Linked DNA regions of Homo sapiens: region 2 is linked to region 1. A link is an interaction called in ENCODE POLR2A ChIA-PET data of the cell type or tissue named here. Cell type or tissue: OCI-LY7. All regions are shown on one strand. Links, peaks and the distances in the headings refer to the core of each region. The heading gives the core; the rest is flanking DNA.

Region 1 (9,140 bases), core at 1-4,000:
ATTTGAAATTATTAGAGTAAATCTGCAAGTGGGAGATAACTGTTAACCCATGTCAGCGGGCTGGGTGAGCTCTTTGGTTGCAGGAGGAGTGGGTTCCAACTCTCATCTCCTCTCACAATTTGTTAAAAAAAACCATGTCCCAGCTGGGTGCAGTGGTTCACGTCTGTAATTCCAGCACTTTGGGAGGCCAAGGCAGGCAGATCACCTGAGGTCAGGAGTTCGAGACCAGCCTGGCCAACATGACAAAACCCTGTTTCTACAAAAAAAAAAAAAATTAGCCAGGTATGGTGGCACATGCCTGTAATCCCAGCTACTTGGGAGGCTGAGGCAGGAGAATCACTTGAACCCAGGAGGCAGAAGTTGCAGTGGGCCAAGGCTGCGCCACTGCACTCTAACCTGGGCGACAGAGCAAGGCTCCATCTCAAAACAAACAAAAAACCGTGTCCCTCTTGGGTAGCCTGGATGGCAACAGGCATCTGCCTCCACATGGCTGACTCCTCTACCCTGTCTCACCAAGAAAGGCGCAGCAGTATGATGGCTCTTAGGCCAGACGGACTGTTCCCGCCAATGGTAGGAACCCCTGATGAGTCAGGGTGACACCCCCTGCTCCCTTGCCCAGGACGCAATAACATCAGCGGGAGGCCTCTGCCTCTGGGCTGTAGATCTCCATACTTCCAACAGGAGGAAGTTATTTTGGGGGAATTCAAGGGGAAGGCCAGTTGGGACAAACTAGCAGGTAAGAGACAGTTTCTGCAGACAGGCAGACCTGGTATCAAGCCCTTCACTAGCTGTGTGGAGCCTTGGCTAAGTTCTTGGTCTCTCTAAGTCTCAGTTTCCTCAGCTATAAGAAGGGTAAAAATAGTACCCAGGCATTGCAACACTGCAGCTTAAGGAGTTCATGTACAAAAAGCCAGGTGCGGGGCCGGCAGGAGGGCAAACTGGGGAGTTAGGAGTCAGTGTTGAATGGGGACAGAGGCTCCATTTGGGAAGAGGAAAAAGTTCTGGAGACGGACGGTGGTGATGGCCGCGCAATGTCTGAAGGTACTAATGCCACTGAACTGTGCACTTAAACCTGGTTTAGATGGTAAATGTGTGGTCACCCCAAACACACGCACACACAGAAGCCTGCCATGAGGACCGGCACCCAGGGAACACCTCTTACGGCAGAGGGCTCTGATCCTGTCACAGTGCTGGCAGTGGGTGAGGCACACTGCTGGCATCTGCAAAACCTTCCCCATTTCCCCAAGTTCACAAAGCAAAGAGATGCAAAGGAGGAAGCCCCACCTGTGCGATCAGATTCCCATCCTGGTTCCCTGGGACATGGGGCCTGGGAGACCAGTGACTTAGGTTCGATTTCTACCCTTGTCCCTGGCAGGTCATCTAACTGCTCTGAGCCTTGAGTTCCTCGCTCTGCAAAGTAGGAGGAGTGGCTGTGAGAGCCCACCAGATTCTCTCCGTGTGCCACTGACACGGGGCCTCCCTGAGAGATGCGTGTCCTCCACCAGGCCCCACTTCCTGGGGAGAAAATCTAATGAGTGACCACCTCCACCTGCTCAGGGAGCCGTTTCCAAAGCCCAAGTGGCCTATTTTGGGCCCATGAAGATGTCATGCCTTGTCATTTATTAACCTCTGTTTTTGTTTTTTTCTTTCACTTAGAGCTCTGGAAGAAGTTATAAAAGCCATTTGCTTGGGGCCTCTGAAGGCCAAACTCATTAACTAGGAATGATTAATGGAGTCCTCCTGCTTGTTTATTCAGCTCAAGTCTATCAACAACTGCAGAAGTATTTTGTTTTCCGTCTCCCTGATGTTTTCGTTCTGTCTTCTCTGCTAATCCTGCCCCCTTCTCTGCCAAATCCCCTGCTCTGCTCTTGACCTTGCTGGCTGGCCGCCTCCTCTCCCTGGACTCACCCTCCTCTGCTTGACCTTCAGAGACTTTTCCCCTACCAGGTTCTGGGGACCCACTTGGGACAATGACTCTGAAGACTTCGGCCCGCGGGGAGGGGGACAAAGGGTTCTCCCGCCCTGGCTGCAAGCTCCAACCTCTCAGGGGGTCTCAGTTGCTCAAAGGCTTCCCAAGAGGCATTCAGACCTCCAGACCCAGACTACACAGTCTACATCCTACCTGCTTCTCAGTGGCCCATGTGCATGGCGCTGCCTGAGGGGCTCATGCTGGGCTGGGCACACAACCAGCCTGTCCCACATGCCATAAATCCCTACTCCTGGAGTCATGCCTGTGCTCTGAACTGTTGTTTCAACAAGACCCTGTCAAAAATACACCTATTTCCAGGGAAAGGGGCCCAGGAGCTCAAGTGAATTGTCCTCCGAGCACTGCTGACTACCCCACACTAGGCACTGGCTACTCTACAGCCAGATGCAGCCACTCATCGGCTCTCACTGGCATTCCCTGGCCATGAGTCACCTTCTAGTGGAGGCCTGAGCCCTGAAGGGGTGGGATACGGGGTTTAGAAGTGCAGGAAAGAACCTCAGTGGAGACAGGAGTCCTGCCTTGGGAGGGGAGAAGCCAGGACAGCCAGAGGTCAGGGCGGGTTTGAGCGAGGCTCCCGGCCTGTGCGGTGTATAAAGCACGGGAGGGAGCCAATGCCCAGCCCCTCGCACGCTCCAGGGAGCACAGAATCCTGAGTGTGGCGTAGGCTTCTCCTGGGCACTTGCAACTTATTACGATGGCCCAGACAATGATCAGCTCACACAGAAATGTGGGTCCCTTCTCCGAATCGCCCATCTGCCATGTCCTCCTGTGCCCCGCCGACGCTCCACTGGAGCACATCATGACTTATTGAGTCATGACCTCCAATTCGTCATTTGTGGCTTGACTGTAACCACAAACCCTGGTTGTCCCTGTCATAACCCACCCACTCCGAGAACCTCTGGATGCCCCTCTGCTAGCAGATAATGTGCCATGCCACGTCTTGTTTGCACTCCATTAGGCTAAATAATTATCTTGTTCAAATGCACTTTCTGGGGACGCAGAGCTTTTTCTATTCCTGGTGTCCTGGAGGAACCCTCACAGCTGAAGCACTGGAAGTCTGACTGGAGGGGGGAAGGGGGTTGACCACCTCCCAGGTGGAATAAGGAGTCTTTCCCAGAGTCAGGTTCCCCACAGGGGCAGTCGCCCCAGGGCCATCCCTTATACGCACCTGGCTATCCAGTCCAAGCAAGAGAAGCATAATAAAAAAAAGAATGGACCAAAATGTGGGCAGCGGCATCATTGTCACAGCTTTTGGGTAGGCAATGAAGGCCAGGCCAGGACCTAGAAAGGAAAGAAAACGGGGAGGGGCACAGGGGAGGAGACATCAGCCACCAAGCCACTGGGAACCCTGGGCTCACACAAAGACACTCAGACCCAAATACAGCAGGGAGCCAGGTCTGAACTCTGGCCTGGGGAAAGAGACCAGGCCTGTCTCGCCTTTGGGTGGGACACGCTGGGGCTCAGGAGGGGCCCGGTTTTAGCATCTGTCTCCTACACAGCACACGTGGCCTCCTCACACACCAGCATCCATCGGGGCGTGGTTATTTGGGGTAGGATGCAGACTGAGCCCAGGGCTTGGTCTGCAGAGACAAAGGAAAGGGAGGATCCTCCCACCCCAAAGCAAAGCCATTGAGTGGACAGCCTTTGCTGGAAGGAGGCGGGGGAGCGTGGTGGTGACCTGACCGCCCAGTCTCCTTTGCAAAGGGAAAGTTTCTATTTTTGAGTTAATGGCTAAAACACCATAGGAGTGGAAAGAAAAACCAATACAAAACCACGCCCAACAGGAGGCCTGTCTCTTCAGGGGTGCATTTGTGGGGCTCTCCCTGGCAAGGTCAGAGCCAAGCCCATGAGGTCAAGGTTGGGCCAACCAGGGCCCAAAGCTGAGGGAACATGGGTGCAGGGGCAAGGTCCCAGGCCTGCAAGCCCTGAGGCCTGCATCCAAGTCATCCTCTTCCAATTTCCTTTTTGAATCACCCCATACCCTCTCAGGGCCTCAGTTTCCCCACCTGAAAAGTGAGGGGCAGGTGGCCATAAATGACTCACAAGGAGCCTTCCTGTGTTTAGATTCTCAGAGGTAGACACCATGTCACTAGAAAAGGGCTCTGGGTTTCAAAAGAAGGGACTTGGATAGAACCTGAGGGAGAGCTGGGGAGATGGGAGCTCTGTCAGCTCAGGGGATGTCTCTGATGGGAGACATTCCGGAGACAGAGAGAAATGTCTCCTCCTGTCTCCAGCCTGCCTGAAAGCGGATGCCAACGGAAATAATTTAATTGTTAACTGAGACCTGTGGGTCTGAGAAGCGAGGGCAGCAAAAGAAAGTAAAATCTACAACTAAAAAAAAAAAAAAAAAAAAAAGTCAAGAAGCAGGAAACAAAAAGGGCCAGAGCAGGAGCTGTTCAGCAGGGATTAGAAACCAGACGAATGGCTCAAGAATGAAAAACAAAAAGCAAAACCCAACTTTACAATAAATTGGAACCAGAAACCACATTATACGGTGTTAACACCCCCAGTGTGCCAGGGAAGGGTGTGTCCTTTTACAATCCAGAGAAAACCTGACCAAAATATATCCTTGGGCAGCGACAGAGTGGTTGCTCGCTGAGATGCTGGAGACCCCCATCAGGAGCGGGGGTTACCAAGCCCAAAACTGCTCAGAACATGCCCAAAAGAACCAGGGCCAGGTTCAGAAAAATATGGACCCCAGGACCCGGTGAGATGACTTTTGAATCAAAGTTGAAGTTGGAGTCAAAAGCCGCGGCGTTTCCACCCAGACCGGGGCCCCACTGGTCCCTACAGAACATCAGCGTTGGCCCTGACTGGTCCACACTGAATGAGGAATCGAGTCCAGCCAGCTGCAAGACAGATGCAAAATGGGCCCCCACAACCCCCAACCCACCAGGGACGTTGTGAAGATTCTCAATTCGCTCGTTTCTGTATTTTAGTTTTGCCTTTCTCAAGCGAGCCTCTGGGAGAGGGTCTGAGCGTCTTTCTCTAAAAGTGCATGGTGAACTCAAGAGAGAGAAGTCCAGGAGACATAATCCAGCCACTCCGAGAACCTCTGGATGCCTCTCTGCTAGCAGACAATGTGCCATGCCACGTCTTGTTTGCACTCTGTTAGGCTAAATAATTATCTTGTTCAAATGCACTTCACTCAATATGGTGCTTGTTAAAAGCTTATTAGAGAAATAATCACCCTTGATGTGCCGGCTGTTCAGACATCACCGTGGGGAATAAATGACAAGGTGTTTGAAGTGGACGGGAGGAAAAAACAACTGAGATTGACAATATATGTGTCTACGAAAATACTTCGTTGTCCATGGAGGAAGATACATTGTATGTATCTATCTGTATCTCCCATTGCCAAATTCACTCCATACTCCTGGAGATTCCCACTCAATTGCGATTGGTTTGCAAGCCCTCAGCTGAAAGCAAGCCATCTACAGAGGAGGTATAAATCATCTCTGGCTCCCCCTCACCACTCTAATTGCCAAACTCCCTAAGGGGCGTGGGGACTTCTGGAGTTACATTCTGTGTCCTCAGTCTCTGGCCTGCTTTTGGGGGCTCTTTGGGCTCAGTGGAGGGAACAGTACATCTGAGGGTCCACTTTGGAAGCAGGGACAGTGGAGAGGTGTGTGGGGGTGACATGTGGATTTGCCAAGGGGGTCCTGCAGTGTTGTCAGGGGTCTCAGGATGGGGCTGGGCAGTGTGCATCTCTGCCAAGCAAAGAAGACAGTGAGGAGGGGCCAGGGGCTCTGGGAGGTCACAAGGGCCAAATTCTCACACTGGAAGGGCCAGAGGTTGTTGCATGTGTCCAGGGTGGGCTGGATGGCAGGAGGGGGACACCCTTGTGTCAGAAGGCCTGTCCAGCGTGTGACAAGTGGAGAAATAGTGGACAGGATGTTCAGAAAGCCCTGTTGTAGCCCCACCTATCCCAAGCAAAGCCCTTGCTCTCAGGTTGCTGGTCTCCTCATCTGAGAAGGGAACATCTGGACACGCGATGCTGAGGCACCTTCTGACCCCCCAGTGCTAGGGCTCTAGGACTCAGGGACTGGGACATCGCCTCATGTTCCAAATACAGATGGCACAGGAGGTCAAGGGCAGTGGAATGGCAGGGCCTCCGGCTGTGTCTGGCCCTAGTCTATGGTGGTCCCTGAAGTTAATAACCCCCACGCTCTCCCTTCGGCTTGGAAGGAGCCTCAGCCCAGGACCTTGCCACCTCCAGGTAGCCCCAGGGAAGTTGTATGAAATTAGGACATGGACGGGGTGGGGCTGGGGGCTCAGCATGTAAAATAACAAAACCAACTGATGACCACCCTCCAAGTAAACTGTGCAGGGCCGGGGAAGGGTGGAGAGGTCGGAAAGGTGGACTTTGAGGATCCTGGGAGCCTGAGGGAATCCCATAACCCAAGCCACTGCAATTAAAGCTACAGACCCAGGACCTCAAGCAGCCATGGCCAAGTCCCAGAATCGAGGCACCTGAGAGATTGCAGATTCTAGCAACTGAAGGCCCCATGATTCTCAGGTTCCAGAAGCACCTTGCTGGAACTCTGGGATCCCAGATTCCTAAGTTCCCCGTCTGTGCAGAGTCCGTGATTCTAAGCCACTGGCATCCTCCATGCCTGTGACTCCAGGTAGCCCGAGGAAGAGTGCCTGGTCAACAGGGCCCACACCCCGAGGGGCGACACTGTGCTTACAACCCACCCCCAGTTGGATCTGCCACCGTCCCAGTAGGTCGTCCCCTCATCTACGCCCTCCCCCCACACACTGCACCCAGTGCCTACGGTGGTGCCTGACACAGAGTTGGGACTCATTCACGAGAAATCGGTGGGATGGATGAATGCGTCTGCTTAGAGGGAGCACGCTGGGAGCAAAGTGCAAAATACAGAAACCAAGGCTGAGAAGGTGGTGATGGAATGCCGATTGGTGGCTGACTTGGGCCTGAGTTAGGAAAGTGGTTTCTATTGTGGAAACCAGGAGTTTGCTGGGGAAGGACGGGGGGGCGGGGAAGACCACACTAAGGTAGCTAAAAATTCCCCAACTTAACCACCCCCCATGCTTTTGCCACCCATCAGGGCCAAATTGCAATACAAATGTTTAAAATTTGGCTTTGTACTCTTTGAAATTTGGGGGATATCTTGGTGGCGGGGGGGGGGTCCATTTTAGAAACCAGGCTCGTCCCCCCTCAAAGCCCCCTGGGGTCTGGCTTCATGCCTGCAGTACTTGGCTTACACACTAGGTGGCAGTGCCCACCACCACTGCCACCGATACCACCGTACCTGACTCAGCCACATCAGCAATGTCCACCCCTTGCTCTTGTGCCATGAAGCCCAGGATGGAAAAAATTGCGAAGCCAGACACAAAACTGGTACCACTGTTCAGGCATCCCAGCAGCATACAGTCCCTAAGTTACACATATGTCAGGGAGCAAGTTAATTCACAACACAAGGAAGCCACGCTCCCTACTTCTCTTTTTCTTTAAACATCATCATCATCATTTCTAAAGTCCACCAGGCCCGCCGGCGCAACACTTGCCTGTACGAGTTATACTTGTACTTGTTGTAGCTCCCCAGCGAGGTCATAGCCCCCAGGCAGATGGCATAAGAGAAGAATATCTGAGTCCCAGCGTCAATCCACACCTATGAGGGGGAGGGAGGTGGCAAGGAAAGAGAGGAGGGCTGTCAGAGCTGGCTTCCTGGAGGAGGCAGCGAGGGTTATGTCCACCTGGCGATGGCCTGGGGACGGGACCTTGCACATGCAAATGGAACATTTATGCTCGAATCCAAGGTGCCTTTCAAGGCAGTACTGAGCTGCAAGGAGCCCCAGAAATCAAACACCCCACCTCCCAGCGACCTAGCATCAGGGTTAAGAGGATTCAGAAGCAGATGGATCTGGATTCCAACCCTGGAATGACAGTGGGCAAGTAAATATCACTCCTGCAGTTTATAGATAGTTTTCACATCTATAAAATGGGCTCCTTTGCCCTACCCCATAGAGCTATTTCCCAGGTTCAAAGAGTGGCGATTCAGCCCAGTGCCAGTTACATGGCAAGCCCGTAAGTCAAGGCTGCTGTCACCACCATTGTTGTTACTGTTTGCAGACCCCCGAGTTAGAATGCAGAAGGAGGTCCCAAGGAACTATGCAGGCAAAGCTGCTCTCCAGAATCTTCACTAAGCAGCTCGTTCCCAGCTGTCCTCCAAGGCTGGCCAACCCCTCTCACAACTGTGTCCTGTCCAGGGGGAAGGGTGGTGGGGAAGGAGAGCACAGGCCCTTGGGAAGCAACCGGAAGGCCCTGGGGATTCAGGTCCTCAAACAAACCCAGAAAATCTCCCAGGGCTTTCTCCACCTCCCCAAGGTCACAAGGCTGAGTGCCAGAAGGTGTGCTTTCGGTATCTGCCCGTGGACCCTCCAAGGCCATTAACTCTGAATTCCACCCTCAGCCAAGGAAGCCCGCAGCTCTCCAGGCCCCGACTCTCCCATCCCCAGGATGCAGCAGCCCTTGTGGCTGCAGTGGGCAGAAGCTGGGTCCGAGCGGGAGACTTGCTCATCAGAAGATTTCTCCCCCTTGGTGCAGGGCCTAAAGCAGCCTCTCTAAGTGGCCACCCTCAGACGTCCTTGACATGAAAAGAGATGCACACAGCTAGAAAGGTCCATCAGCACCGTGGACAGGCACACCCGCCACAGGCCCGGTGGAAAAGTACCAGGGGGCGGTGGCCCAGCTAGACCTGTGCACTGAAGAACCACGGAAGATGTGCTGCCAGTGGCCTCTACATCCTGCCCTGTCCTGTGCCGGCCCAGCCCTGGATGGGAGGGAGGATGGTGTGTCCCAGCCCCACAGTACCTGTGGGTCCTCAAGGCGGGTGATGTCAGGATACAGATAGAACTTGATGCCTGCGCCCGCGCCCGGCAGCGTCAGCCCTCGGACCAGCAGCACCAGGAGCATGGCGAATGGAAAAGTGGCTGTGAAGTAGACGACCTGCAAGGGCGAGAGGGATTCAGGAGGCCATGGGCATCACTTGCTGCTGCTAAGTCTGAGCATCCTCTCAGAGAGGCAGAGGGGAGCACTGGTCAGGATCAGGAGTTCTGGAGCCAGGTTTGCTGTCTTACTTGCTGTGCGGCCTTTGGCACATTGCTTAACCACTCTGGGTCTCAGCTGCCT
Region 2 (16,819 bases), core at 5,402-9,401, 66 kb after region 1:
TTAAAAATTAGCTGGGTATGGTGGCACATGCCTGTAGTCCCACCCACTTGGGAGGCTGAGGTGGGAGGACTGCTTGAGCCCAGAAGTTTGAGGTTGCAGCGAGCAGTGATCGTACCACTGCAGTCCAGCCAGGGTGACAGAGTGAGACCCTGTCTCTTAAAAAAAAAGAAAAAAAAAAGAATAGCACTAAAGTCCATATGTCTAGCCTGCTGGCACCCATGCCCCTTCTGGGGACAGCTTAAACCTGTTCCAGGAGGAGACCCACATAGGCCTGCTCTCAGCCCAAGGGGTCTAGATGGACTGACCCCACCTCCTCCTCCTAGGTGGGCACGTGAGCCAGCCCTAGCCAATCAGAGGGGGCTGTCTTGATTGGCTCAAAGATAGGCACTTGACCAGCCTGGTCAAAAACAGTGATGACTAGGACTTTTGCCAAAAATATTGGGGAAAAACAAGGCTCTTTCTTGGTTGAGATGGCTACATTGGGGCAGGGGGCGGCACTACACTGGTGAGCAGCTAGGGCATCCATGGAGAATGAAGCAGGCATAGAGAGACCCGGAGCCGGGAGACAGAGAGAAGGAAACTGAGTCCCGATGACATCTTTCAGCACCTGGACTCAGCCCCAGGCTGAAGTATGGCCCCAGGCTTTTAAGTTAAAAGAGTCAGTAAATGTTCTTTTTTATTTTTAATGTCAGTTTAGGCCGGGTGTGGTGACTCATGCCTGGGAGACACAGAAAGACTCATCTCAAAAATAAATAAATAAAAAAAATAAAACTGAAGTCTGTTTGAACTGATTTCTGCCATTTGCAAGATAAGAATCCAGACCTATACCCTGCCTTGAACTTGCTGCGTAATTTTATGCATGTCTCTGACACACTCCTCCCATTATAAAAAAGAGGAAGGATGCAGATGACAGAACACCTGAGGTTCCCGCAGCCCTGGCACTCTAGTTATCACGGGCAAGGATTAGGCCTGACCCTTCCCCCAGCCCCACCCCCGGCCCCAGGCACACAGCCAGAGAGGTCATCAGCCCTTCCCAAAGTTAAATACAAAGCAGAATTGCCTGGAGGGCTCTTGAAAACCCAGAATGCGGAGCCCTGCCCCCAAGGTCTAAATGAGAAGGTCTGGGGTGGGGCCTGAGGTTCTGCATTCTGCAGGCTCCCACGTGATGCCCATACTGCTGGGCCAGGGACAGCATTTTGAGGACTCAGAGTCACTACGTGTTCTACTTTTCCCAGTTTGCTGAGGACAGGTGCTCAGTGCAAAAATAAAGCCCCAGCCAGCAGAAGACCACGACCTCTCTGTCCTCAAAGCAGACGGCGATTACGGAGAATGCCTGCGTGGCTGCAGGGATGAACCAGCCTTTAAACAACGGAAGCAGCAGGTCCCAGCTCCTGTGGTCCCATCACTGCCCCTTCCAGCCAGCTGTGTTCCCTGGAATGTATTTAAATAATGGGGGAGGCTGTCAGAGGCTAAGGTGCTTCCTTGGGCTCCAGCAGGCTCCAGGCTGGTTTTCCAGGCGCCCAGAGCATCCCCAGTGGCTCCCCCACTCCCAGGCATCATGCCAGCCCCAAATCCCGCTGTGGGCCTTGTCCGGACACAGTGACCCAGGCCGCCCTGCTGTCAGCAGCCTGGCTAGCCCTGGGCTCTCCCCTGATTTACATCCGACTTGGCTGCCTTGAAAAGCCTCCTGTGGCTTTTGGAGCGAGGACACTGTTCAGTAGTGAAAGGCTTCCCCAACAGCAACCTTTCCAAGGTGGCGCTGGCCCAGCACGAATGCCGGCAGGCTCCCAGCTGTGTGACCTTGGGCAAGTTACCTGCCCTCAGCAGGGCCTCGGGTCTTCATGTGCAAAATGGGAATAGTGGTGTCTTTGGTGAGGATTAAGAAGAGGAGTTGACGAAGCACAGGATCTGGCTTTTAATGTATAGGAGGCTCACAACTGCACTATTTATCTCCTTGACTCAAAGAGTGGTCCCCAGACCAGCACCGTCCACAGTGCCTGGGATTTGGTTAGAAATTCAGGGCCCCAGGCCCCACTTAGGCCTGCTGTCTCACTGTTGTCACCCAGGCTGGAGTGCGGTGGCACGATCTCAGCTCAGTACAATCTCTGCCTACCAGGCTCATCCTCCCAAATAGCTGGGACTACAGGTGCGTGCCACCACACCCGGCGAATTTTTGCATTTTTTTAGAGATGGGGTTTTGCCATGTTGCCCAGGCTGGTCTCGAACTCCTGAGCTCAAGCAATCCACCTGCCTCAGTCTCCCAAAATACTGGGATTACAGGCGTGAGCCACCACACCTGGACGAGTTTTTGCTTTTCTTTTTTTAAAAGTCTGTTCTAATTGATATTCTACCAGTGGCAGAAGAGGAATCCACATTATTGTTCCTCGAGGCAACGTTCTTTACTAAAAGCCTGTTGCTACAGCTCTGCTCAGAGTAACTCTGGAACTCCTGTCCCCAAATCGGGACACCTCCTTTCAGAGCCAGGGCTAGGACATCTTGAAAAACCACCAAGAGGATGACTGCATCCTTAAAGGAGTCCCGCAGGAACAGCACCCCGTGTGGTGGCACGCGCTTCCACAATGGATAGAATGGTCTTTCCTCCCTTTATTCAGAAGGTATTTCCCTTAAACACAAAACCTATCTGGGCCACCCCTTACAGGGCCAGGGAGGAGAAAGGACTCACTTAGGTCACAGAGCAAGCCAGAGGACAGGGGTATTCTAAGCCTGGTGTTGCAGTGCCTGATGCAGGGCCTTTGATTTTAAAAGGGCATTAGCCATGCATGTGTAATCTTTTGTCTGACGTCCATAGCCCTGCCAGACAGACAGCTCCATGAGGGTACAGTTTGGTCTGTCTTGTTCACCAGCCACATCCCCAGGGCCTAGGACAGGGCCTGGAACAAGTGAATATTTGTGAGATGGATGGATGGATTGATGGATGGTGACAGGTGAATATAATTTCCAAGCCTGGAGCCACTCAGATGTTCAAACCATAGGTTCCCATTTCAGAGTAGAAGGAATTAGGCTCTCTTGATTTGTATGTTGAGCAACAACTGTGTGCCACACCCCTAGGCTGGATGCTGGAGCATCCATCCCTCCCCTTGATGTGTCCCCAGTCAAGTGCATGGGTATAAGGTAAGACCATAAAGGTCCGAGCTCAGGCCAGAGGAAAGGACCACAAGGCTCAGAGCAGGGCGAGCTGAAGTCCACTTTAACTCACGTCATCTTTTTTGAGTGCTTACTACGTGCCAGGCACTGTTAAGAGGCTCAAGGAATGCTTCCCAGAGCAGGCAGCTCCAAGCTCGCCCCTTAAGAGTGGGAATAAGGAGTGATGGGAGGAAGGGCCTTGCGGGCTGAGGGACCAGCATGGGCAGGGCTGAGAGAGCTGGACGCTTGGTCTAGCTAGGAGCAGAAACCAGCCAGACTACAAACAAGGAAAGAAGTTGTGGTAGGTGAGCGTGAACGCTGGCCAAGAGCCAGATCGTGAAGGGCCTCCAATGCCAGGCTAAGGAGGTTGGACTTGATTTCACAAAGCACTAGGGAGCCACCACTGAAGGCTTTTGAGCAAGAGAGTGACATGCAGAGAGCTGGTCCCCAGATGGTACAGAGAGGTATCCAGGAGGCACAGAGGCTAGTGAGGAGGCTGTTGTCTTGGGCTGGTGTGATGTCCACCTGCAGAGGAAACACCAGGTGTCATCTCTGAAGGAATGAATGTCCTTGAAATCATGACCTGAGTCTTCCCTCATGGTGCTGACTAGCCTTGGGGCAAGAGAGGATGTCCCTTAGGACCTCCCCCTTCCGGCACCCTTCACTCAGTAAGCATGACTCTGCTGAAATCGCTGGCCAACCACACTCCTCCACCTCCAACCAAGCAACTGGCAGCCTTGGGTTAAGGACTTTCCACTGGAACATGACAGTGAGTCACTTGGCATTTATGTGCAAAGAAAAGTCCTGGAAAGGAAGAGCCTCTCAGGGCACCCCAGCATGAGGAGGGACCACGCAGAGAAGTGGTCCTGAGCCTCTGGGTCGGCAAGGACCCGATGTGAGCAGAACCCTGAGGGCTCAGCCCTCTGCCTTCCAGCCTAGGCCTGCTCAGATACCTGCTGAGGGAGGAAGCCTTCCATTGCCAGCCCAACCCTTCTCCTGGAGACCACCAGCCCTCTCCCTACCTTCCACGTTCTATTCCATGCAGTGGCCAGAGCTGCTCACCACGCTCCTTCTTGAGCTTTCCAGGAACCCCATCCTGGGCTCTGGGGGTGTCTCCTGAGCAGCCAAACTGTAAGGAGTCTTTGCAATTGATACAGTTTTGCCCTCCCACCCACTTTCCAGTGACTTGTGACAAAACCAGGATGTGAGAGTCATGAACAATATCACCGAAGGTTTGAGGTGGAGGCATTAACCCTTTCCTTAAATCCCTCCCTGTCAAGGGGGGGTTCACACAAGCAATGAATGATGGGTGCGGCTGGGAGGGGGGAGCACAGGGAGCCACATCTGTGAACAATGGCTTTTTTTTTTTTTTTTTTTTTGAGATGGAGTCTCACTCTGTCGCATAGGATGGAGGGCAGTAGCGAGATGTTGGCTCACTGCAACCTCTGCCCAAGTGATTCTCCTGCCTCAGCCTCCCAAGCAGCTGGGATTACAGGTGCCCACCACTGCACCTGACTAATTTTTGTATTTTTAGTAGAAATGGGGTTTCACCATATTGGCCAGGCTGGTCTCGAACTCCTGACCTCGTGATCCGCCCGCCTGGGCCTCCCAAAGTGCTGGGATTACAGACGTGAGCCAGTGTGCCTGGCCAACAATGGCTCTTTTGATGGCTTTATCTTCCTGTGTTGATAAGTGCCTCCTTTGGGCCTCAGCGTCCTCATCCATAAAGTGGGTGGGCAGAGAAGGTTAACTGGATGATCCCACAACCCCAAAGTCCCCACACTCCACAGCCTGGGGCTGCTCTCCCTCAGACCTGAGGCGGCGTTCCCAGACTGGATCCTTGGCCTGCCTTGGCATAAACCATCTTAGACTGTTCACTAACCTCCTCCTGATAGGGATCTCCCCTCCCTCCTTGAGCACAGGTGCTGTGTATTCCTCCCTGCCCTCTTGGCCCTGGCCCTGTGCCTGGCACACAGTAGGCACTCATGAACGTTTGCCGTGCGGTCAGTGGGACGAGGATGGGCTGAGGCATCCGGTGGACTCTGGGTCCAGCGCTCCTTCCACCCTTTCCTAGCTGAGTGTGGGCTGGGGCCACCCATTTTTCTGATGAACTCATCTCTGAGACAGGAAGGGGGATAAAGCACCGTGGATGCTCAATAAATATGAGTTCCTTCCCTTCTCAGAATGCTGAATCGGCTCAGCCGGCTCCTCTGCACCCTCCGGGGCAAGTCCTGGGTGGGGGTATTTCATTTACTGAGCTGGCAGCACTGGGGGTGATCAGACAGGACACGCAAAGTCAGTGGCTCCCAAATGCAGGCTGGCTGTTTGGAATGGCCTGGCAGATCCGTGTGTTCTGACATGCAGTCCACATGGCCTGCTATTGGGATAGACCAAGTGGCAGAACCAAGAACAGTACCATGTCATTTTTGTTCAAAACAAAACAAAACTGGCCAGGCGTGGTGGCTCACGCCAGTAATCCCAGCACTTTGGGAGGCCGAGGCGGGCAGATCACCAGGTCAGGAGATCGAGACCATCCTGGCTAACATGGTGAAACTCTGTCTCTACTAAAAATACAAAAAAAATTAGCTGGGCGTGGTAGCGGGTGCCTGTAGTCCCAGCTACTTGGGAGGCTGAGGCAGGAGAATGGCCTGAACCCAGGAGGCGGAGCTTGCAGTGAGCTGAGATCACGCCACTGCACTCCAGCCTGGGCGACAGAGCGAGACTCCGTCCCAAAAACAAACAAACAAAAAAAAAACAAAACAAAACTACAGCTAGCTTCCAAACAGATCCCAAATAATGCCTGGATCAAAGAGGAAATCAAAACTCAAGTGAAAACTGATCCAGTAAGTAACAAAAAGGAGTCTATGTCCATATGCACACCTGGATAAAGTTTAAGCTGTATGCAGAGGGAAATGTATAACCTTATATTAAAAAGAGATATGATAGACTGCCCAGCATTTTCGAAGGCCAAGGCAGGCGGATCACTTGAGGTCAGGAGTTAGAGACCAGCCTGGCCAACATGGTGAAACCCTGTCTCTACTAAAAATACAAAAATTAGCCAGGCATAATGGCACGTGCCGGTAGTCCCAGCTACTCAGAAGGCTGAGGCAGGAGAATCGCTTGAACCTGGGAGGCGGAGGTTGCAGTGAGCTGAGGTCAAGCCACTGCACTCCAGCCTGGGTGACAGAGCAAGACTCTGTCTCAAAAAAAAAAAAAGAAAGAGATATGATAGACTGTCAATCAGGCAGGTGGACAGACTGAAGATCAGATTGTACTTTTTTATAATGATCCGAAAGGATCACTTTTTAGTTTATGCAGTTTCGTATTGCTTGAGGTATATTACTTTTATAATTAAAAGTGAATGGTTTACCAGTTTCTCAAAAAGTTAACACATATCTACTACCTTATAACCCAGCAGCTCTAGTCCTAGAGAAAGGAAAATATATGTCCACAAAAACACTTGTACAGAAATATGCACATAGAAGCTTTATTAGTAATAGCTGCCCCCCAGCTGGAAACAACCCAAATGTCCATCAACAGCATGGATGAACGCATTGTGGAACATCCATACAATGGGAGACTACTCAGCGATAAAAAAAAAAATCAACTCCTGATATACTCAACAGCACAGATGGATCCCAGCAATGTGAGGCAGAAAAAAATGGACAAAAGAGTATACACTAAATAAGTCCATTTATATGAGGATTTAGACTGGCAAAACTAATTTATGGTGACAGAAATCAGAAAGTGGGCCTGGTATGGTGGGGCATGCCTGTAATCCCAGCACTCTGGGAGGCCCGCAAGGGTGGATCGTTTAAGCCTAGTAGTTTGACACCAGCCTGGCAACACAGCAAAACCCTGTCTCTACAAGAAATACAAAAGAAACTAGCCAGGTGTGGTGGCGTGCGCCTGTAGTCCCAGCTACTTGGGAAGTGAGGTGGGAGGATCATCTGAGACTGGGGAGGTCGAGGCTGCAGTAGAGATCATGCCACTGCACTCCAGCCTGGGAAACAGAATAAGACTCTGTCTCAAAAAAAAAAAAAAAGAAAAAGAAAACGGAGAAAGTGGCTGTCTTGTGAGGTGAGGAGCACAAGACAACTTTCTGAGGTGCTGGAAATGTTCTATATCTTGATTTGGGTGGTGGTTACACAGGTGTATACATTTGTCAAAACTCATCAAACCGTAACAGAATCTTTGCATATTACTGCATGTAAATCATAACTCAATTTAAAAAACATTTTTTAAAAATCATCTAAGGTGGGAGGATCGCTTGAGCTCAGGAGTTCAAGACCAGCCCAGGCAACATGGTGAAACCTCCTCCGTACAAAAAATACAAAAATTAGCCTGGAGTGGTGGTGCATGCCTGTAGTCCCAGCTACTTGGAAGGCTGAGGTGGGAGGATCACTTGAGCCCAGGAGATCGAGGCTGCAGTGAACTGTGATGGCACCACTGCACTCCAGCCTGGGCAACGAAGTCAGACCCTGTCTCAAAAAAAAAAACCACAAGAAAAACTTTAAAAATACAGATTCCCAGGCTCCATCCCCCTGGAGGTTCTGATTCAGTATGTCCAGGCTGGGCCTGGGAGTCTGAATATGTTTGTTTGTTTGTTTTTAAGTATCCCAGGCAATTCTGATACCTGACCACAGTTAGGGCAGCCCACCTGCCTCCCCCATCATTCCCTCCCCACTCTTTTGTTTCAGGTGGTTTATTATTTGTATGTTGGTTTTTCCAAGAGAAGGGTGGTTGGCCACACAACGCTGGAGCTTTAGAAACAGAACAGCAATTCCTCACTCTCTCTGCTTTCCCTCTCGTAACCCTAACTCCCACCCTTGGCATCAGCCTCTGCCCAGGTTTCCAAATGAAGCCTCTGACCAGGTAAGGCAGGAAAGGAAACTCCGCAGACCTGTCCAGGACTGGCATAACTCACCTAGAGACACTAGGGCTGTGTGCTCCAGGGAGGTCAAAGCCAGCAAGTTAATGGCCTGTGTACCGGTTAAATAGCATGTCCAGGCCTTCACCCCCATGTTTACAGAAAGAGTTCAGGGCAAGACTCATTGGTACAGAAAATGCTTAGTGGCTCGGTGACTCTCCGTCTCCTGGACCCCAGTTCCGTTCCTTACTCACCATCAGGGTTCTCCTGGGCTCCAGGCTTGACTGGCTTCTGCCCCACTATCCTTAAACCCAGTATGACTCCTGCTGCCATCAGGAGAAAGCCCAAACCCACTTACACAGCATTCAAGGCCCTCCGGCTGGCACGGTGGCTCACACCTATAATCAACACTTGGGAGGCTGAGGCGAGAAGATTGCCTGAGCCCAGGAGCTTGAGACCATCCTGGGCAACATAGTAAGACCCTGTCTCTATTTTTATATGTGAAAAAATAAAACGCCCCCCTCCCCACCATCTGGCTCCTATTCCTCTCTCCAGCTAGGACCCGGGGAACCTGTTCTACAAACATGCTTGGCTATTTCACGCCACTGTGCCCTTGTGGCTACTCTGCCCCCTGTGGAGAATGCCAGCCCATCCTGTTTCTCCACCCACAGACAATGGCAACTCCGACACTGTGTCCTCTAGGAAGCGAAAGTGCCTCCTGCCCACTACCCCACCCTCACTGCACACTCAGCTGCTCCTTGGGTCTTCTTCACTGTATCCTACGGATGGTAATGGCCATTGCAGTTACCACATGCTTCTACCTCTGGGACAGGAGCTCCTAGAAAGCCAACACTCTACCTTGAACCCAGTGCCAGCCCAGAGCTGACCTTAACCAAGGTCTATTAATCAACTAAATGAAGCACATTAAAAAAGCGCTCTCATTCTCACTTGAAGGCTTCCTTAGGCATTTCCAGATCCACAGCTCCTGCCCAGAACCCATAAATTCAAACGAACGCTCTGGCCAAGTTGGCAAACACAGGAAAATGAGATGCAGCCCCAAAGAATCTGACTCTTGCTCATGACCTTCTGCAGAAGTGGGGAATCAGCATGTACCTGCCAGGGTGGCCCTGGGATTTCAGGCCAACCCCAATTCCCAGGCAGACCCCCTCTGGCTGCAGCTAAGCTGCATTCTGGGGAGCCCTTATAATTTACTTCTCAGCTTTTTCTATATACGGGAATGTGTTCAATGACTCACAAGTTTCTTATCATTCAGGACTTTTGGAAAGACTTTCAGAGAAGTACACCTCCCAAATCCTTTGACAAACTGACAGGCGGACAAGTTCAGGTTAGAAAACAGAGTCCCCAGAGCCCGGACTGCCTTGTGGAGGGCTGACCCCTGCAGCAGAATGGGTAGCAGGGCTCAGGGGAAGGCACAAGGAAGGGAGAATGAGTAACTAGGGACAGAAGCAAGGTGCAAATGGGTCCCATAGGCTCACTTTCCTGCCCTAAGGACTGGGACACCTTTGTTCCTCATTTTCCCCAGGCCCCGGTTCAATTTCAACTCCCGAGGATATCAGTGACCAAAGCCCCATGGGGCCAAAACTCACAGCTGAGCTAGGGAAAACCTTTTGAAACTTAATTTTGTCCAGTCAAGGCAAAGTCCCTTAGGTGGCTCTCAGTTTGTCCATCTATAAAATGGGTACTGCTCACCAGGCCTCCAGACTCTGAAAAGCAGATGTGGTCCAATCACCACAGGTTGAGGTGACGGGAAGGAGGCAGGGGAGGATGATTGCAGCTGAGCCATGGGTTAGTACAAGGGTGTCCCCAAAGGACAAAGCCTCCAGAATGCACCTTGGCCCTTGCCATACACCACAGTGACCCAGGACCTCGTGACACCCTCTAATCAGCAGCTCTACAGCCGAGCCCGGCTTTACAGCTTACTACAAGCTTATTCAGCCTCATCTCCCTCAATCCCCTCAAGGACGTAGTGAGGCCGGCACTGGTGTCCTTGCTGCCCAGGCAGCCAAGCCGAGGCTCAAAGAAACCAAGGGAATCAACCAAGGTCACCCACCCATTAAAACAAAGCATAGGACTTAAATCAGTTCCCTGGGGACAAGCTCCTACCTCTGGTCCCTGGTTTACTCTATAACCAGTCTGCCCCACCCATTTTACAGGTAAGGAAACTGAGGCAGAAAAAGGGTTGCCCAAGGTCAACTGGGGGCTGAGCCAGGCCTAACACCTCCCACCATTCTACCAGTCCCACCCTGTTGGGGGTTCTTAGCCGTGCTAGGCCCCCTTTGGATCCTCTCCAACACCATCTTGATGAAATTCCTCCCCCACCCCACCTCCTCATGCCCACCCCACAATCCCTGGGTGACTCCCTGGTCGAGAGGGAGGCAGGTGGTTGCTAAGCACTCACCCGCTCTCTCTCTCATAAAAATAAACTCCTTCTGGCTAGGAGACTCTGGACAAGATCCCCTCCCTTCTAGCCAACAAAAAATTAAAAAGAAATTTTAAAAAGATCTCCTCAGTGACATTTACTTGAACGTCAGCTGTGCCAAAGCGGGGGCCAATTTAGTGAAGTCCAAATGGAGCCATGCGCCAGTAAACCTCAGCCCGAAGACCCTCCATTCAAGTGTCTGGGCAATTACTGAGCTGATTTATTTCCCCAGACAGGAAACGGGGGCCCAGGCTGCCTCCCAAGCTTTTGGGGCTGGTCCTGGGGATGCCGGGATCTGGCAGAGGCCCAACAGTGACCAAAATAGCCAGGCCGGTGGCCCTACCCGGCACACACCTCCCTGCCTGGGAGAGCTGCCCACAGGTCTCCTCTCCAGTCCAGGCTGAAGTCCAGGCTGAAGCTTTGAGGCTGTAGGAGGAGGTCCCTGGAATTCTCTCTGTGTGGCTTCCCTAGTGGGAGGGGGACGAGAATCTCCTACTCAAAAGAGGAACCCACAGAAGGAAGAGAAATAGTCTGGAGGGGGAAGTGTCCTGCTGGCCCTGCCGGCTGTCCACTACCCCTTGGCTGCCCCTCCGGGCCTTGGTCCCACCACTCAGGACTGCTGGACGCTGGCGCTGCCACCTGCACACCACCTATGGAGTGCATGCACCTATGGAGCCACGCTGCCCTATCACCTCTCCCCACTCAGCGCCGGCCCTGGAGAACCAGCTCTGGCCATTGGACCCTCTAGGCACCAGGGACACCCTCTTGGGTACAGCCGAGGACACACGAGTGCCCACAACCAGGGACCTGGAGACACAACCACACTCAGGGACACGCACGTGCACCTAGCCAGGGCCTGGAAGACGCAGCCCCCCACACACAGATTCATGCAGACACAAACGGGGACACACAAGAGCACACATCCAAAGACAGCACACTCAGGTATCACACACAGAGAGGCACACACACACAGCCCAGCACGCAGAGAATAACAGACATGCACCGGAACACACATGTGCACGCTGCTGGGGACACGGTGAAACAGTCACCCTCAGAAACACAGACACAGGGATACGGAGGCACATGTAGGCATCCTGACGGAGACAGGCACACAGATATGCCACACACACACACACACACACACACACACACACACACACACACACACTCTCCTGCCGCCCGCACCAAGAGCCGGAGCCCTTTTGCCGGGGAAACAATAACAGCCCCGCCAGCGGGACTGAGCAGGCGACTCTCGGTCCCTTCCGCGGTGGTGAAAGGGGCGCCGGATGGGCGCACGCGGAGGGGAGGAGGCCGGGACTGCGGCGACGCGGGGATGGGGAGGGGCTGCAGACGGCGGGCAGCGCCGGCTGCGCGCCCAGCTCCCGGTCCCTCCGGTACCTGGGGTGGCTGCGGCGCCGCCCGCGCTCTGCTCGGCTGTGCCGGGTTCCGCCGGCCGGGGGCTGCCTGCCCGCTCGCTCTCTGACCCGCTGGGTGAACGCTCCGCACTCCCTCTTGGCGCAGCTTGTCCTCTGGGCTTGCGGTCCTCGGGGCTCGGCGTTGGCGGCGGCGCGAAGGAAGCGGTAATTTATAAGCGGCTTCTTCCTGACCTCGCGTGTCTGTTGTCTGAGCAGGCAGCTCTCAGCATCACCCATCCTGCTGGGTGGAAAAATACCAGCTCGGCCGGGCCGGGGGCGGGGCCGGGGCGGGGCCGGGGCTTCCAGCCCCGCCCCAAGTGCGGACACACGCGCGCACACATACACATGCACACACATACACGCAAACACGCACGCGCGCATGGGCTCGGACACACAAAGAACCCGGGCTCGCCGAGCGCGCGCGCACACCCTCATGCCGCGCGGCGAACGTTCGTTGCCAGGTGCGGCAGCCCGCCCTGGGCGCCTCCTGCCTGCGGAAGAAGAGCAGGACAGACCCGACCCGACCCGCCTAGTCCTTTCCTTCACAGCAGCCTCCAAACTCCACCGCTCGCCTCTTCCGCCAGGCTCCTAGGATGAGGCCCAGGGCTCCTGGAGCAGCCAGGTGCAAACCAGACCGGGCTCGCACTCCACTGCGTTGCCCTGGGCGATCGTCCACGTTCTGGGAGACTCGGTATGCCCCGGGAGGGTGGCCTGAGCTTGTGGTGTGAAGCCAGGTACAGAGCTCCAGAATCCTGGCCTTGCCATGGCTGTGTGACCCTGGGCAAGTGACTCAATTTCTCTGCCTCAGTGTCCTCATCTATAAAATGGAAAGGAAAATAGTAGCGCTTGTCTCCTCCGGCTGTTATGAAGATCCAAGGTTAACAGCGTAGAGAACTCGGAACGCACCCGGCATCTAGGAAGTGCCAAGCCAGTGTCAGCTAATGTGACTATTTTTAAATGGAGATGGGGAGTGTGCCATTATTCTTGTCCTTATTTGAATGAACGGGCCCTCAGGGACCATTTTCCACTGCCCCGCCCTGGCAGCATGAGAGGGAAACGCTGTGAGAACCCCGAACCCCAGCCTTCTCCTGTCCCTCTCTCTCTCTCTCTCTCTCTGCACCTGGGAGGCGGGGAGGAGAGAGCCGATCCTTCCACCATTTACACGGAGAATGAAAGAAGAAATACCGGCCAGGCGCGGTGGCTCATGCCTGTAATCCCAGCACTTTGGGAGGCCGAGGGGGCAGATCACCTGAGGTCAGGAGTTCGAGACCAGCCTGGCCAACATGGCGAAACTCCGTCTCTACTAAAAGTACAAAAATTAGCCTGGCGTGGTGCCGGGTGCCTATAATCCCAGCTACTCAGGAGGCTGAGGCAGGAGAATCCCTTGAACCCGGGAGGCGGAGGTTGCAGTGAGCCGAGATCACGCCACTGCACTCCAGCCTGGGTGACAAGAATGAGTCTCAAAAAAACAAAAAAGAAGAAGAAGAAGAAATACCACACAGGTCCGACCAAGAGCTGCCCCCACTCAGGCCAGGATCCCTGCCTGGAAGGGCTCTGCAGCCACTCTCCCTGTACAGCCCCAGGATGCTAAGGAGCATCCCGAAGTGACACTGGCTCTCCCTGGAGGCCCCTGCCATCGGACTCCAACCTGACCTTCCAGTGGGTGCTCCTCATACTGGCTCCAGCCAAGACAGACGAGGACCACTGGGCACATGCCCTTCCTTGCCTTCCTGTCACCCTTCCCACCCTTCTCTGCGGGCCCCGGGTGGCCCCTTCCTCCAGGAAGCACCTGGGGATCAGCAGTGCCTCTAGGGTCCCAGTGGCCCACGTGACATCTGCTTCTGGCCACCTGAGCACTCTCCTTTGAGTTCAGGGTCACTGTACCCTTTTATAGGTGAGCAAACGAAAGCTGAGGAAGAGGAGTGACTGGGTCTCCCACATCCCTCTGCTTCAGCTATGAGGTTCCCTCATGAACTGCAGGAATAGACGTCAAGCAAAAACTCCTCAGACGCCCTGTGCATGTGTGGTCGCACAGGGCACAAAGACTGAAGCAAAGGGGCAGGTCCTAGCGTGGGGAGGGGACTCCAGGATTGAAGTTTGAACCAAAAGGAGGCTTTGACTAAGCCACGAGCAGTGAAGCCGGCAGGAGAGGAAGCAAGTTCTAGCAGAGGTGCCTGCCGTGCGAAGGCCTGAGAGCAAGGTTGTTGGTGGCAGGGCTGAGCTTGAGGGTCTGAGAGAGTGAGCAAGGGCAGTGGCTGTGGGAGGAGGGAAGAGTTGTGTGTTCAGAGCTGCAACTTGGAAAGGCCCATGGGATCCTTTGACCTCCAGGTAGGCCAGCGGAGCCTCATGCAGGTAGTGCCAGCGCAAGACACACGAGTGAACCATCTATCCAGTTACCAGCTCCATGAGGGATGGGATCTGTTCTTTTGCCTCCATCAACTCCTGGAGTCTATCATAGGCCTGACACACAGTAGGTACTCAATAAGTGTTTGCTGCATTTATTTTAACGTACTTTTCTTTTTTTTCTTTTAAAACGGAGTTTCGCTCTTGTTGCCCAGGCTGGAGTCCAATGGCGCAATCTCAGCTCACTGTAACCTCCGCTTCCTGGGTTCAAGTGATTCTCCTGCCTCAGCCCCGCTAGTAGCTGGCATTACAGGCATGCGCCACCACGCCTGGCTAATTTTGTGTTTTTAGTAGAGATGGGGTTTCTCCATGTTGATCAGGCTGGTCTCAAACTCCCAACCTCAGGTGATCTGCCTGCCTCGGCCTCCCAAAGTGCTGAGATTACAGGCGTGAGCCACCGTGCCTGGCTTTAACTTACTTTTCTTTGGCACTTAACTATGTACCCTGCACAGTTAAATGCATTTTAATAAGTTAACCCTTTTCATCCCGACAACACCCCTATGAGATTGGTACAATTATTTCTTCCGTTTTATAGAAGGTAAAACCGAGCCACAGAGAAGTTAAGTAACTTCCCCAAGGTCACTCAGCTGGCAGATAGTAGAGCTGGAATTCAAACCTAGGCCACCTGGCTCCAGAGGTTACAATCTTGAATGAGGGGATTCTGGGTGGGCGATTGCCAGACAAAAAAACCCAGCCCCAAGGAGAGAAAGGAGGAGAAGGAGGCAAGAAGAGCCCCAACCTCAGCCCCAGGGAGAGGTGGCAGATGAGGTGGAAAAGGGATGGTCAGACCGGAGAAGGGGCCAGGAGGAGCCAATGCCAAAGCTAGAGGCATGCACAGGGTGGAGAGAGCTCAGTGCGGGAGGCCACAGACCCTAGCTCCACCTCAGCCCTGTGGCTTCCCAGTTGTGTGACTTGGGCCTGCAGGCCTGCTCTCTGAGCCTCAGTTTCCTCATTGTAATATGAGATAAAATACACCCTGCCTCAATGAGCCATTCTGAGGAGAGGAGAAGTCTCGAACTGGAGGCCTTAAACCGAATCCAGCTCCCAGATGTGCTTCTTTGGCTGTCACTGAGCTTTAATGTGTTTGGAGTTAATTTTTATGAATAAAAGCTTGGAAGATTTCACATTTAAAAAATCTGGCCAGGCTGGGCAACAAAGTAAAATTCCATCTCTATGAAAATTTTTTTTAGAAATTCGCCGGGTATGGTGGTGCATGCCTATGGTCCCAGCTACTCAGGAGGCTGAGGCAGGAGGATCACTTGAGCCCGGGAGGTGAAGGCTGCGGTAAGCTATGACTACACCACTGCACTCCAGCCTAGGTGCGAGAGCAAGACCCTGTCTCCAAACAACAACAACAACAACAAAATCTGAATGCCTGGTTTATCTTGAAATATGGCAAAATGGGGCCACCCAGGCCCATTAACCCCCTGTCTACAATGTCCTGGAGCTGAGGGGCATTAGCCACCCTCTCACATGGGCTCCCCAGGGTGCCACAGCTCCCTCCTAGCTAGTTTGCTCTTTTCTGTCACCTACCGGCCCTTGCAGGGAGCTGAATTTGAGACCCATGATGCACTTTGTGCACCCTGCCCCCTCAAAGATAACTGTGAGTACCAAGGGAAATGGAAAGCTTTGGCAACAAGAAGGGAGCTTCAAGGAAAGCCAGGCCGAGGTTCCCCTCAGAACCATAGACTAGCCTGAAATTCCACTGGGACTAATTCTTCTCATTTCAAGAATGAAAATCGATTGCTGGACAGAGCTCCCGGAGGGCCAATTTTCAGGCTGTAGTCTACAGCCGTCCACGTAGAGGCAGTGAACGAAATTTTTCAAAGCCTACTTTATGATTACTTTCTTTAGCAGCTCTCAACAGTAAAATAAAATTGATCTAGGACTTTGAACAAAACTTCTCGCCCCTTTCTAGGGAAGAGTTTGTCTCGTCTATCAGGCCACCAACAAGAGTTGTTGCAATGCCTGTGGGAGGTGCAGCCCACGCTGGGCCACCTGGCCAGCTCAGGGATCCTGCTGGAGATCGAGGATTGTCTGGTCGGCCTCTTACAACTCTCAGAACATCATCCCTGGGAGCAGCCCTGAAGAGACCAAGGGTCAGTGGCGGGGCTGCTGAGTGGCTGCCTCCCTGACCTGGCCAGCATTTCCTGGGCACACTGCAGTGTGTCCACGTCCCTGGGTGTGTAGGTGGCTGCAGAGCCTTGTCAGAGCATCTGGGCCTTCAGGGATCTGCTTCCTGCCCACTACCCTCCTCTTGCCTGCCTGCAAATCTCAGCTCCATCCCTCATGGGCTGTGTGACCTAGAGTGAATAATGTGACCTCTCTGTGCCTTGGTTTCTTGATTTGTACAGCCTGATTAATCATAACCCCTCTCCTGCAGATTGTTGTGTGGAGTGAGTGGAGATGATTGATGTGAAGCGTTGAGCCAGGTCCCTGGCACACAGTCTAACACTCTGGAAAGCAGGACCCCCACCTACCCCTGCCACCTGTGTGCTCCAGGCTTTCTTGCCTCCAGGCCTTCACCCTTGCTGCTCCCTCCTGCCA

The links. ChIA-PET counts read pairs that join two places held together with the same protein. Peaks named below come from ENCODE experiments on the same cell type or tissue, not always from the same donor. Only the 100,000 strongest peaks of a DNase experiment are listed, where the experiment ranks them.
Region 2: POLR2A ChIA-PET joins it to region 1 with 5 read pairs; 10 of 35 experiments call an interaction of 5 or more read pairs at or near these places.

The regions. Positions count from the first base shown.
Region 1 is chr3:14,466,333-14,475,472 of GRCh38, reverse strand. It overlaps SLC6A6 (solute carrier family 6 member 6), which reads right to left. Exons shown (of 15, transcript NM_003043.6): 7 at 8,823-8,957; 8 at 7,517-7,620; 9 at 7,261-7,385; 10 at 3,156-3,268. Among named protein-coding and RNA genes, the nearest start is that of SLC6A6, 68 kb to the right of the region's middle. RefSeq lists an enhancer at 2,559-3,450. In OCI-LY7, for the core only: no CTCF peak of the experiment used is centred there; no DNase peak of the experiment used is centred there.
Region 2 is chr3:14,397,881-14,414,699 of GRCh38, reverse strand. It overlaps SLC6A6 (solute carrier family 6 member 6), which reads right to left and starts at 12,094. Exons shown (of 15, transcript NM_003043.6): 1 at 11,853-12,094. LOC105376959 (a long non-coding RNA gene) reads left to right here and starts at 12,293. Exons shown (of 8, transcript XR_007095825.1): 1 at 12,293-14,039; 2 at 15,463-15,556; 3 at 16,191-16,371. RefSeq lists silencers at 871-970, 8,326-8,496, 11,771-12,300 and enhancers at 3,551-3,740, 3,189-4,388, 10,911-10,990, 11,061-11,120, 12,441-12,610 and 1 more. In OCI-LY7, for the core only: a CTCF peak has its summit at 8,632; DNase peaks (open chromatin) are centred at 7,299 and 8,725; H3K4me3 peaks cover 2,860 bases; H3K27ac peaks cover 3,068 bases.